3 separate regions of the Homo sapiens genome follow, and regions 1 and 3 are each linked to region 2. Evidence: chromatin contacts called from ENCODE Hi-C or POLR2A ChIA-PET data. All regions are on one chromosome and are shown on one strand. Each heading gives the region's core, a stretch centred on a gene start or an enhancer-like site at or near the end of the contact. The rest is flanking DNA. Distances are from core to core; before and after follow the strand shown. Region 1 overlaps FGD4 (FYVE, RhoGEF and PH domain containing 4). Region 2 overlaps BICD1 (BICD cargo adaptor 1). Region 3 overlaps FGD4 (FYVE, RhoGEF and PH domain containing 4).

Evidence for each region. Hi-C counts contacts between places; a loop is a spot of excess contacts on that map. ChIA-PET counts read pairs that join two places held with the same protein, here RNA polymerase II (POLR2A). Pooled maps may share reads with other maps.
Region 1: POLR2A ChIA-PET joins it to region 2 with 10 read pairs in Panc1. The contact joins two enhancer-like sites. POLR2A ChIA-PET finds 5 or more read pairs at or near these places in 2 of 52 experiments (Panc1 and WTC11).
Region 3: a loop to region 2 is called in a map of OCI-LY7, with 2.5 times the contacts of the local background. The contact joins two enhancer-like sites. A Hi-C loop is called at or near these places in 1 of 168 maps with a recorded cell type or tissue (OCI-LY7) and 2 of 50 pooled maps. POLR2A ChIA-PET finds 5 or more read pairs at or near these places in 1 of 52 experiments (OCI-LY7).

Annotation. Positions count from the first base shown.
Region 1 is chr12:32,421,306-32,425,236 of GRCh38, reverse strand. All of the region lies in intron 1 of FGD4 (FYVE, RhoGEF and PH domain containing 4), which reads right to left. Among named protein-coding and RNA genes, the nearest start is that of FGD4, 24 kb to the right of the region's middle. Within about 2 kb of position 2,341, at least 5 of the 41 ENCODE cell types and tissues checked have a DNase peak (open chromatin) inside an H3K27ac peak, as active enhancers do.
Region 2 is chr12:32,262,688-32,266,801 of GRCh38, reverse strand. All of the region lies in intron 2 of BICD1 (BICD cargo adaptor 1), which reads right to left. Among named protein-coding and RNA genes, the nearest start is that of FGD4, 130 kb to the left of the region's middle. RefSeq lists enhancers at 589-698, 1,613-1,662, 1,703-1,752. Within about 2 kb of position 1,566, at least 6 of the 41 ENCODE cell types and tissues checked have a DNase peak (open chromatin) inside an H3K27ac peak, as active enhancers do; they include OCI-LY7, where a contact is called at or near this core.
Region 3 is chr12:32,466,128-32,469,979 of GRCh38, reverse strand. All of the region lies in intron 1 of FGD4 (FYVE, RhoGEF and PH domain containing 4), which reads right to left. Among named protein-coding and RNA genes, the nearest start is that of FGD4, 68 kb to the right of the region's middle. Within about 2 kb of position 1,328, at least 3 of the 41 ENCODE cell types and tissues checked have a DNase peak (open chromatin) inside an H3K27ac peak, as active enhancers do; they include OCI-LY7, where a contact is called at or near this core.

The DNA of each region.
Region 1 (3,931 bases), core at 1,092-3,591, 160 kb before region 2:
CTCAAGATGGATTAAAAACTTAAATGTAAGACCTAAAACCTTAAAAGCCCTAGAAGAAAACCTAAGCAATACCATTCAGGACATAGGCATGGGCAAAGACTTTATGACTAAAATACCAAAAGCAATGGCAACAAAAGCCAAAATTGACAAATAAGATCTAATTAAACTAAAGAGCTTCTGCACAGCAAAAGAAACTATCATCAGAGTGAACAGGCAACCTACAGAATGGGAGAAAATTTCTGCAATCTCTCCATCTGACACAGGGCTAATATCCAGAATCTACAAAGAACTTAAACAAATTTACAAGAAAAAAACAAACAACCCCATCAAAAAGTGGGCAAAGGATATGAACAGACACTTCTCTAAAGAAGACATTTATGCAGGCAACAAACATATGAAAAAAAGCTCATCATCACTGGTCATTAGAGAAATGGAAATCAAAACCACAGTGAGATACCATCTCACACCAGTTAGAATAGCATTCATTAAAAAGTCAGGAAACAACAGATGCTGGAGAGGATGTGGAGAAATAGGAATGCTTTTACACTGTTGGTGGGAGTGTAAATTAGTTCAACCATTGTGGAAGACAGTATGGCTATTTCTCAAAAATCTAGGACCAGAAATACTGTTTGACCCAGCAATCCCATTATCGGGCATATACCCAAAGGATTATAAATCATTCCACTATAAAGACACATGCACACATATGTTGACTGCAGCACTATTCACAATAGCAAAGACTTGGAACCAACCCAAATGTCCATCAATGATAGACTGGATAAAGAAAATGTGACACATATACACCATGGAATACTATGCAGCCATAAAAAAAGAATGAGTTCATGTCCTTTGCAGGGACATGGATGAAGCTAGAAACAATCGTCTTCAGCAAACTAACACAGGAACGGAAAACCAAACACCGCATGTTCTCACTCATATATGGGAGTTGTACAATGAGAACACATGGACACAGGGAGGGGAACATCACATACCGGGGCCTGTTAGGGGGTTGGGGGCTAGGGGAGGGATAGCATTAGAAGAAATACCTAATGTAGATGACGGGTTGATGGATGCAGCAAACCACCATGGCACGTGTATACCTATGGAACAAACCTGCATGTTCTGCACATGTATCCCAGAACTTAAAGTATAACAAAAAATAAATAAATAAATAGCAGGAAATTCTGTCATTTGCAACAGCATGGATGAACCTAGAGAACATTATGTTAAGTCAAATGAGCTAGGCACAGAAAGACAAATACAGTATGATCTCAGCTTATGTGTGGAATTTAGAAAAGTCAAATTCATGGAAGTAGAGAATAGAATGGTAGAAGTAGGGAAAAGGTGGACAAAAAGAAAAAGAAAAAAAAAAAAACACTCCCACCAGTGCCATGACAGTAAATTTACAGATGCTGGCAACTCCTGGAAATTACTCTATATTGTCTAAAAATGGGAAGAACTCTTGGTTCCAGGAACTACCAGCTTCTTTCCTGGAAAACTCATGAATAATGCATCCCTTGCTTAGCATGTGATCAAAGATAACCATAAAAATAGTCAACCAGCAGCCCATGGGGCTGCTCTGCCTATGGAGTAGCCAGCCTTTTATTTATTCCTTCACTTTCTTTCTTTTTTTTTTTTTTTTTTTGAGATGAAGTCTCACTCTGTTGCCCAGGCTGGAATGCAGTGGCGTGATCTCGGCTCACTGCAAGCTTCGCCTCCCGGGTTCAAGCAATTCTCCTGCCTCGGCCTCCCAAGTAGCTGGGATTACAGGCGCCTGCCACCACGCCCGGCTAATTTTTTGTATTTTTTAATAGAGATGGGGTTTAACCATGTTGGCCAGGATGGTCTCGATCTCCTCACCTAGTGATCTGCCCGCCTCGGCCTCCCAAAGTGCTGGGATTACAGGTGTGAGTCACCGTGCTGGCCTATTCCTTAACTTTCTTAATAAACATGATTTCACTTTACTGTCAGCTTGTTCTTGAATTCTTTCCTGGAGGAAGCCGAGAACCCATGTGGCCTCTCTGGCCGAATCCCAATTTTGGGGTTCACCCAGTAATAAACCAAAGAGTTGTTTTGTTTTTTAGACTTTAGACAAACTGGATAAAGAATATCAGGAGGAAATGATTTTTCCATTGCTAAAGATAAACAATATCCTCAAGTTCAGTGATATTAAAAAAAGGGCAATAAGAAATTTACATCAGACAGAAAAGTACAGAGATTAAGAGCAGGGGTTTAAATCGTCACTCCCCCACCTACTAGCCATGTGAACTTGGAGAAAGTATTTAAACTTTATGGGCTTCTGCTTCCTCTTCTGTACGATGAGGGTAATAGTTCCCACTCGTGATGACTAAGCAAGTTTATACATGTGGAGCACTTAGAACAGCATCTAAAATGTAAGTACTCAGTAAATAATAGCTGACTCAAGTTTATAATTAAGAAGGCTAAGGAAGTAGCAAGATATATGAAAATGATATTCATATATACTATGTTTTTAATTTAGAAAAGGGGGAGGGGAATTTGTTAGTGTATTTTCTCAGTTATATAGTCTGGGAGAGTATTTAATAAACTATTATCTAGAGGCAGTAAATACTGTGCAACTACATTTTAAAATTTAGGCCAATCTACATTTCAATGTCACATAATTTTTAAAATACTGCCAATTTAAGAAGCTCCCAATTTGGGAGGCTGAGGCGGGTGGATCACAACGTCAGGAGATCGAGACCATCCTGGCTAACATGGTGAAACCCCATCTCTACTAAAAATACAAAAAATTAGCCAGGCATGGTGGCGGGCGCCTGTAGTCCCAGCTACTTGGGAGGCTGAGGCAGGAGAATGGCGTGAACTCGGGAAGCGGAGCTTGTAGTGAACCGAGATCCCACCACTGCACTCCAGCCTGGGTGACAAAGCGAGACTCTGTCTCAAAAAAAAAAAAAAAAAAAAAAAAAAAAGCAGCTCCCAATTTGAGATGCTTCAATGTGAAAAAAAAATGCACATTTTAGATTGAATGAAATAGATTAAGAGATGGAAAACAGTAACAGCAATATTCCAAGCATCAGATGTTTTATAGTCTCATCTTTTTCTTTTTTTTTTTTTGAGACAGAGTCTCATTCTGTCGCCCACACTGGAGTGTAGTGGCATGATTTCGGCTCACTGCAAGCTCAGCCTCCCGGGTTCACGCCATTCTCCTGCCTCAGCCTCCCGAGTAGCTGGGACTACAGGTGCCCGCCACCACACCCGGCTAATATTTTGTATTTTTTTTTAGTAGAGACAGGGTTTCACCGCGTTGGCCAGGATGGTCTCGATCTCCTGACCTCATGATCCGCCTGCCTCAGCCTCCCAAAGTGCTGGGATTATAGACGTGAGCCACTGCGCCCGGCCTATAGTCTCATCTTTTTCTATACAAGCTGTGAACTAAAATCCAGTTTCTAAACATGCATAGCTGCTTTTGTTTTGCTTTTGTTGTTGTTGGTTTTTTGTTTTTTGCTTTTAAAGCAAAGCCCACTAGAGACAGCACCACATATGTGACTGGTAAGGCAACAGCAGAAGAAAGGAGTCCTTTTATCAGGAGTCTTGACCTAAAAAGCCAAGTCCTAATAATGAAAAAACAATGAGCAAAGAAAGAGGAAGAAAATGGCTGTGAAAGAAGAGAGGACAGTGGAAATGGGATATGATAGAGAAAGCTACAAGATAAAAGAAATACAGAAATTCCTGACAATGTAACAAAGCATTCTGGGGGCTTTCAGTGGAGGAGCAGCCAGATCCTACAGACCAGCATGCTCTTGAAATAAGGCCCTACGACAACATCAGAAAGGATGCCAAGAAAATTGGAACTGTTAAACTAAAAGGGACATAAAGAAAGTCCAGTCCATGAATACTCAAAGAGAACAAAAAGTATACTATTCTCTAATACACCCCAGCACAAAATTGCTAC
Region 2 (4,114 bases), core at 317-2,816:
ACTGCAACCTCCATCTCCTGGGTTCAAGTGATTCTTCTGCCTCAGCCTCCCGAGTAGCTGGGATTATAGGCATGCACCACCACGCCTGGCTATTTTTTTATATTTTTGGTAGAGACAGGGTTTCACCATGTTGGCCAGGCTGGTCTCGAACTCCTGACCTCAAGTGATCCACCCGCCTTGGCCTCCCAAAGTGCTGGGGCTCATTCTAAATTCTATCTTAGCTGTCATTATCTTCCATTTGAGACCATGCATTTTGCCAAAATAACTTTTAGATGATGCGGTTTAAGATGATTTTTTGGCAGTTTGCTTTTAGATGATGTTGTGGCAGCTCACATGAAGGAGTTTCCAAGAGTTAGGTCCTAATTAAAGAGGAAATGAATTTTTAGAATGTGGCCTGTTATCATATTTCCAGCACTATTACTGATAGTCGCTATATTGAAAAGGAAAGCCCCTGTTACATAATTGACAATGACCACATTTTAGTAAAATTTGAAATTTCCAGAAAATATAATTTCTAGTGTTTCTAAGACAAGAAAATTCTCCAGTAGATACAATGCATCTTTCTGATGAAATGACTCCCGTTCCCCTCCTTCCACCATTGCTGCAGGTTTCTATTAAAATAGACAGTCTATGTATGATAGAACTACAGGGCTATGACCTAGGAAGAGGAAGTGACTGCACAGAAATGACCTAAATAGAAATCGTGTCTGTGCTTAGATGAGGAAGTCTGTATATATCACTATTAAAAGTTTAAACAAATTTGTGAGAAGCAATGAAAGTCTCTATAGACTATGGATATAAAAATGGATGCACAAATAAATGGAGAGAGATGACACGCTTATTCATCATGCTGCCTAACAAGCCGTGAGACAGATGTGTAATTGGGGCAGAGAACAGTGTACATTCTTTATACTTTAGAATTCTCTTCTCCATTCTAATTTATGTAAGCTGGAAGTGAAGATAGAAGAGTCTGTTCTTGAGTTAAACTGCCGACCAAGACTGAAAATTTGTCCAGCAGAAGCTCTTCAACACAGAAAAATTATACTGTAATTTTCTTTTCTTTTTGTCTTTTTTTTTTTTTTTAAATAGGATCTCGCTGTGTCACCTAGGCTGAATGCAGTGGCACAATTATAGCTCACTGTAACCGCGAACTCTTGGGCTCAAGGGATTGATCATCCTGCCTCAGCTTCCCAAGTAGCTGAGACTAGAGGCATGCGACACTGTGCCTAATTTTTACTTTTTTTTTTTTTTTTTCTGTAGAAACGGGGTCTCACTATGTTTCCCAGGCTGATCTTAAAATCTTGGCCTCAAGGGATCCTCCCGCCTCAGCCTCCCAAAGTTCTGGGATTACAGGTGTGAGCCATCGTGCCCAACCCTGTAATTCTTAACAAAAGAACCAACTGAATTGATGTGAAAGTCTTAGTTTATAGTTACCTTATACATTTTTCTCCTTTAACCAAGACATTCGCATGGGAACTGCTTCTAGCCATGATGAAGTAAGAAAGGACTTAGCTTTTTATTGTGAGCAATTAGAGAACTGAACGAAGTACAGGAAGCAGCTGTTTTCAGACTGAACACGAGGCCTTGTAAGACTAATCTCTGTTAGAGGGGAAACAGATGGGATGAGCATGAGAAACACCTGGGCCTTCTGCTTGGAGGCAATGTATAAACTGCAAGTGCAAGAAGGGGAAACCCAGAGACCCCAGAGGCCTCGTGGAGGTAAGGAGAGGGGGCTCTGAGTTCAGAAGGCTAAGGCAGCTGGAAGTTGCAGAGTAGAATTCTGGAAAGGAGCGACCAGCACAGAAAAATAACTCCAGGAATCTGCATAAGGATTTGCTTAAGCCCTTTCTGTGTACAAGGTCGCACATGCCTATTCTGCAAAACATCACGCAAAATGCAGCAGTTACAAAGAAACAGGACAAGGTCTCTGCCTCTTAGGGGCTAAAATATAGTGAAGAATTTCACACTGGTAATAATTTCCTTTTTGCTCTGACATCTTAAAAATTCTATTTAGGCTGGGCATGGTGGCTCACACCTGTAATCCCAGCATTTTGGGAGGCCAAGGTAGGTGGATCACTTGAGGTTAGGAGTTTGAGACCAGCCTGGCCAACAATGGTGAAACCCCATCTCTACTAAAAATACAAAAATTAGGAGGGTGTGGTGGCACGTGCCTGTAGTCCCAGCTACTTGGGAGGCTGAGGCAGGAGAATTGCTTGGACCCAGGAGGCAGAGGTTGCAGTGAGCTGACATCATGCCACTGCACTCCAGCCTGGGCGACACAGCAAGACACTGTCTTAAAAAAAAAATTCTATTTAATTTCTAAAAACATTTTTTACTGTAACAAATGTTAGAATGTTATCAATTCTATATGTATTTTTTATGGAGAAGGTATTGTAAACATATAGCCAATCATTCATTCCTTTTAGTAGTTCAACAAATACTCACTGAGTGCACACAATATGCAAGAAATTGTGTAGATGCCGGGATTTTAAAAAGGATAGGATCTTGCCTCTTCCTCAGAGTTTATAATTTAGTTGAGGAGATATACTTAAGAGCTAATAACAATATTTAAGATTTATTGAATCCGTACATGCAAGTAATGTTCTAAGTATTTAGTACATAATAATTCATTTACTCCTCACAACAGCATTGTGAGATAGGTATTAATATCACAATTTTATAGACAAATAAATTGAAGCACACAGAGATTATGTAAATTTGCTTAATGATTTGCATTCTGTAAGTGGCAGAGCCAGGATCTGAAGCCTTGCAATCTGACTCTAAAACAGCTGCTATTAAATATTAGTGTATGGTGCTTTAAAAAATGAACTACTCTACTTGCAGATGTTTTGTGGTAAAAAAAATTTTAAAGAATTTTTTAATGAACTACTACTCATCAAGCATTTATTGGAGGCCCTACCCATGCAAAGCACTCTGCTAGACAGCAAGACTTAAATACGTGTAGAACAATCCCTCGCTTCAAGAAAACTATAGTCCGCATATGATTAACTTAAAATGATTATTATGGATTAATATTTGAAAACATCCATAATATATCACATGACTCCTGCAGGAAAAATATGCATTCTGAGTCTCAATTTACTTATGAATGAACTTTTGGAGTACCTTATTGCCAGGTGAGAACTGGCTCTATGATGTGTTGCAAATAATTATTTAGCATGCATTCTTTTATTTGTTAATACTTGAAACATGTTCTCACATTCTTTTCTGTAATACTTTTTTTTTTTTTTTCTTTTTGGGATGGAGTCTCACTGTCACCCAGGCTGGAGTGCAGTGGCGTGATCTTGGCTCACTGCAACCTCTGCCTCCCGGGCTCAACCAGTTCTCTGCCTCAGCCTCCCGAGTAGCTGGGATTACAGGTGCCCACCACCACACCTGGCCAATTTTTGTATTTTTAGTACAGGCAGGGTTTCACCATCTTGGCGAGAGTGGTCTTGAACTCCTGACCTCGTGATCCACCCGCCTCGGCCTCCCAAAGTGCTGGGATTATAGGCGTGAGCCACCATGCCTGGCCTTTTCTTATTTTAAAATGTTCACCAATCATGAAATAGAAGTCCTTTGGTGCTGTATGGTCACCCATTGTCTCAGTTTCCTAGGGCTGCTGTTATAAATTACCACAAACTTAGTGGCTTTTTTGTTTGATTTTGAGACCGGCTCTCACTCTGTTGCCCAGGCTGGAGTGCAGTGGCCAGATCATAGCTCACTACAGCCTTGGCTGCCCGGGCTCAGGTGATCCTCTCTCCGAAGTAGCTGGGACTACAGGCGTGCACCACCACACCTGGCTAATTTTTTTTTTTTCAATAGAGACGAGATTTCACCATGTTGGCCAGGCTGGTCTCAAACTCCTGAGCTCAAGCGATCCGCCCACCTTGGCCTTTCAAAGTGCTGGGATTACAGGCGTGAGCCACCACTCACAGCCTAAATTTGGTGGTTTAAACAGCAGAGTTTGTTCTCTCACAGTTCTGGAGGCCAGACACTTGAAATTAAGGTGCTGGCAGGGGCCATGCACCTTCAGAAAGCTCCTGCTTCTGGTGCCCCTGGCATTCCTTGTCTTATGGCAGCAGAATTCCAATCTCTGTCTCTGTCTTCACAT
Region 3 (3,852 bases), core at 79-2,578, 200 kb before region 2:
CTATTAATAGAAAATTGGTTAGGCCAGGCACAGTGGCTCATGCTTGTAATCCCAGCACTTTGGGAGGCCGAGGCGGGAAGATCATCTGAAGTTGGGAGTTCAAGACCAGCCTGACCAACATGGAGAAACCCCATATCTACTAAAAATACAAAATTAGCCAGGCATGGTGCCGCATGCCTGTAATCCCAGCTACTCGGGAGGCTAAAGCAGGAGAATTGCTTGAACCTGGGAGGCAGAGGTTGCGATGAGTCGAGATTATGCCATTGCACTCCAGCCTGGGCAACAAGAGCAAAACTCCGTCTCAAAAAAAAAACAAAGAAGAAAAAGAAAATTGGTTTAAACAAACTGTAGTCTAGGTATAGAGTGAAATACTATGTTGTCTTTAAAAAGATAGCAAATGGCCGGACGTGGTGGCTCACGCCTGTAATCCCAGCACTTTGGGAGGCTGAGGCGGGTAGACTGCCTGAGGTCAGGAGTTTGAGACCAGCCTGGCTAACATGGTGAAATCCTGTTTCTACTAAAAATACAAAAAAATTATCCAGGCATGGTGGCACACACCTGTAGTCCCAGCTACTTGGGAGGCTGAGGCAGGAGAATTCCTTGAACCCAGGAGGCAGAGGTTGCAGTGAGCCGAGATTGCGCCACTGCACTCCAGCCTGGGCGACAGAGCAAGACTCTGTCTCAATAAATAAATAAAAGATAACAAATTAGGGAATTTTAAAAGATTTCTGTGGAAAATTTCTAGTATATATAAATAAAAAAACAAGTTGAATAAATAGTATAATTCCATTTAAACAATAAGTATATACTGTTTGCGTATGTATTTTAAAAATCCGATAGAAACCACCAGAATAGGCCGGGCGCAATGGCTCATGCCTATAACCCCAGCATTTTGGGAGGCTGATAAGGGTGGATCATCTGAGGTCAGGAGTTCGAGACCAGCCTGGCCAACATGGTGAAACCCCGTCTCTACTAAAAATACAAAAATTTGCTAGGTGTGGTGGCAGGCGCCTGTAATCCCAGCTACTCGGGAGGCTGAGGCAGGAAAATCGCTTGAACTCGGAGGCGGAGGTTGCAGTGAGCTGAGATCGTGCCATTGCACTCCAGCCTGGGTGACAGAGTGAGACTCCGTCTCAAAAAAACAACAAAAAAAGAAACCACCAGAATAAATCAATGCTATAACTTGGGTGAGAACTTCACTTTCTACAAAATACATGGTTACAATATCTTTTCTTCCTTTGACAGGGTCTCATTCTGTTGCTCAGGCTGCAGTACAGTTGGGCGATCATAGCTCACTGCAGCCTCAACCTCCTGGACTCAAGCCATCTGCCTGCCTCAGCCTCCCAAAGTGCTGGGTTTACAGGCATGAGCCACTGCGCCCAGGCCTATAATATCTTTTTAACAGTAAGCACACGACTTTTATAATCAGAAAAAATATTAACGTAAAGGCACACAGATCCTTCTTAGAACACACCATACTTTTACCTGAATTTGTTTGCAATGTTTTCAATATTCATGCTTCTCTAGCACTCGAGAGCTCAAGTCTGTTTTTAGAACAACATCATAAGCTGCTACATGAGCTGTTTCCTGTGTCGGTCAGCTATTTTTAATTAATGAACATTTGCTGTAAGAGATCACTGAGAAAGAAAAACACCAACTCTTTTGCAAGTTACACTACAGAAAGGTTTCCTCTCTAGAATTAAAAAAAAAAAAAATACAGCATTCATCATACAGTAGACAATGATTGAGGATAAAATCAGAGTTAAGCAGTGGCTGGGCATAGTGAGGCACACCTGTAGTTCCCAGCTACTTGGAAGGCTGAGGTGGGAGGAATGCTTGAGTCCAAGAGTTTGAGGTTGCAGTGAGCCAAGAGGGTGCTACTGCACTCCAGCCTGGGTGACAGGGCAACACCCCAACTTAGAAAAAAAATTATAATTAAATAAAAATTAAAAAAAATTTTTTTTGAGATGGAGTCTCGCTCTGTTGCCCAGCCTGGAGTGCAATGGCGTGATTTCGGCTCACTGCAACCTCCACCTCCCGGGTTCAAGCAATTCTCCTGCCTCAGCCTCCCGAGTAGCTGGGATTACAGGCACCCACCACAACTCTCGGCTTATTTTTGTATTTTTAGTAGAGACAGGGTTTCACCACGTTGGCCAGGCTGGTCTCAAACTCTTGACCTCAGGTGATCTGCCCGCCTTGGCCTCCCAAAGTGCTGGGATTACAGGCGTGAGCCACCAAGCCCGGCCAAAAGTTAAAATTAAAGAAGACCAGTGGAAGGGAAGAAAGAAAACAATTAAAAAAATACAAGATTGGTTTTAAATCAAATATTTATATTAAGCACCTATGTATAAAACACTGTCCTACACTGACTAGAAGACTTAAAATTGTGGTTGCTGTTTCTGTAAGAGCAGTAATATAACTATGCCCTCCACTTTATTAGCTCCTTTCAAGGTTTATATGAGACAATATGGTTAAACAGTAGCTGCTATATAGACTTTAATTACGTTTTATTTATTTATTCTTCAACCAACAAGTTATATACCACCACAAGGAATTCTTCTGAAGAGTTAGCAGCATCCAAAAGAGGTAAGACTTGTCCAATGGTTGGGTAGTAGAGCCAGGGTTCCTAAGGTCCCACAAGCCACTCTCCCTTAGAATGGAGACAGAATTTTCCTGTAGATCTAATAAGGCCCTTATTGCACCGTGTATAGTAACATATATTCCAGGCTCAAAATGAAAAAAGGGTTTATTTTTCTTTTACCAAACTGTAATCCTCATGACAGGTGACAATCCACACAATTATAATAAACTCTACCCACATCCTCTTAACTCACCACTCTCCTAAATTCTTTGCATTTGTAACTGTTTCACAATAGGATGCTTTCTTGCCTATTTTTATTTGGTTCAAATAGGTTTTAGAATTTTTACTTAATAAAATATATTTCTACCTAATAAAATATATGTGCAATAAAAATGTAGCTAAAAATGCTGGGCTTGGAGAGAAGCTCTGGGAGTAGGGTGGTGAAGGCTGATGCCCTCTAAAAAGGCCTTGCCTGTACCACATTCCGTAGGAGGTGTAATTGCTAATTTTTTTTTTTTTTTTTTTTTTTTTGAGACAGACTCTCGCTGTGTTGCCCAGGCTGGAGTGCAGTGACGCCATCTTGGCTCACTGCAACCTCCCATTCCCATCTTCAAGTGATTTTCCTGTTTCAGCCTCCCGAGTATCTGGGATTACAAGCATGCGCCACCACGCCTGGCTGATTTTTGTATCTTTAGTAGAGACAGGGTTACGCCATATTGGCCAGGCTGGTTTCGAACTCCTGGCCTCAAGCAATCCACCCACCTCAGCCTCCCAAAGTGCTAGAATTTCAGCTGTGAGCCACCGCGCCCGGCCATGATTGCTAATTTTATATGTCAAGTTGGAAGGTATTTTGGATAACATTAAATCAGTGAGCTTTGAGCAAAGCAGACTGCCCTCCATAAGGTGAGTGGTCCTCATCCAATCAGTTAAAGGCCTGAACAGAACAGAGACCAGCCTCCCAAGCAAGAGCAAATTCCCCAGCAAATGGCCTTTGGACTTGTTTTGCATCATTGGCTGTCCTGGGACTTGAGCCTGCCAACCCCACTGCAGATTTGGACTTGTCAGCCTCCATAATCTCATGAGTTAATTCCTTATGATACAATTTTTTATATGTATATGTACAGGCACACTCAGAGATACTGCAGGTTCAGTTCCAGACCACCAAAACAAAGTGAATATCTCAAAGCTAGTCGCAAACTTTTTTCATTTCCTAGTACATATAAAAGTTAAAGTTATGTTTACAATACACTGTAGTTTGGCAAATGTGCAAT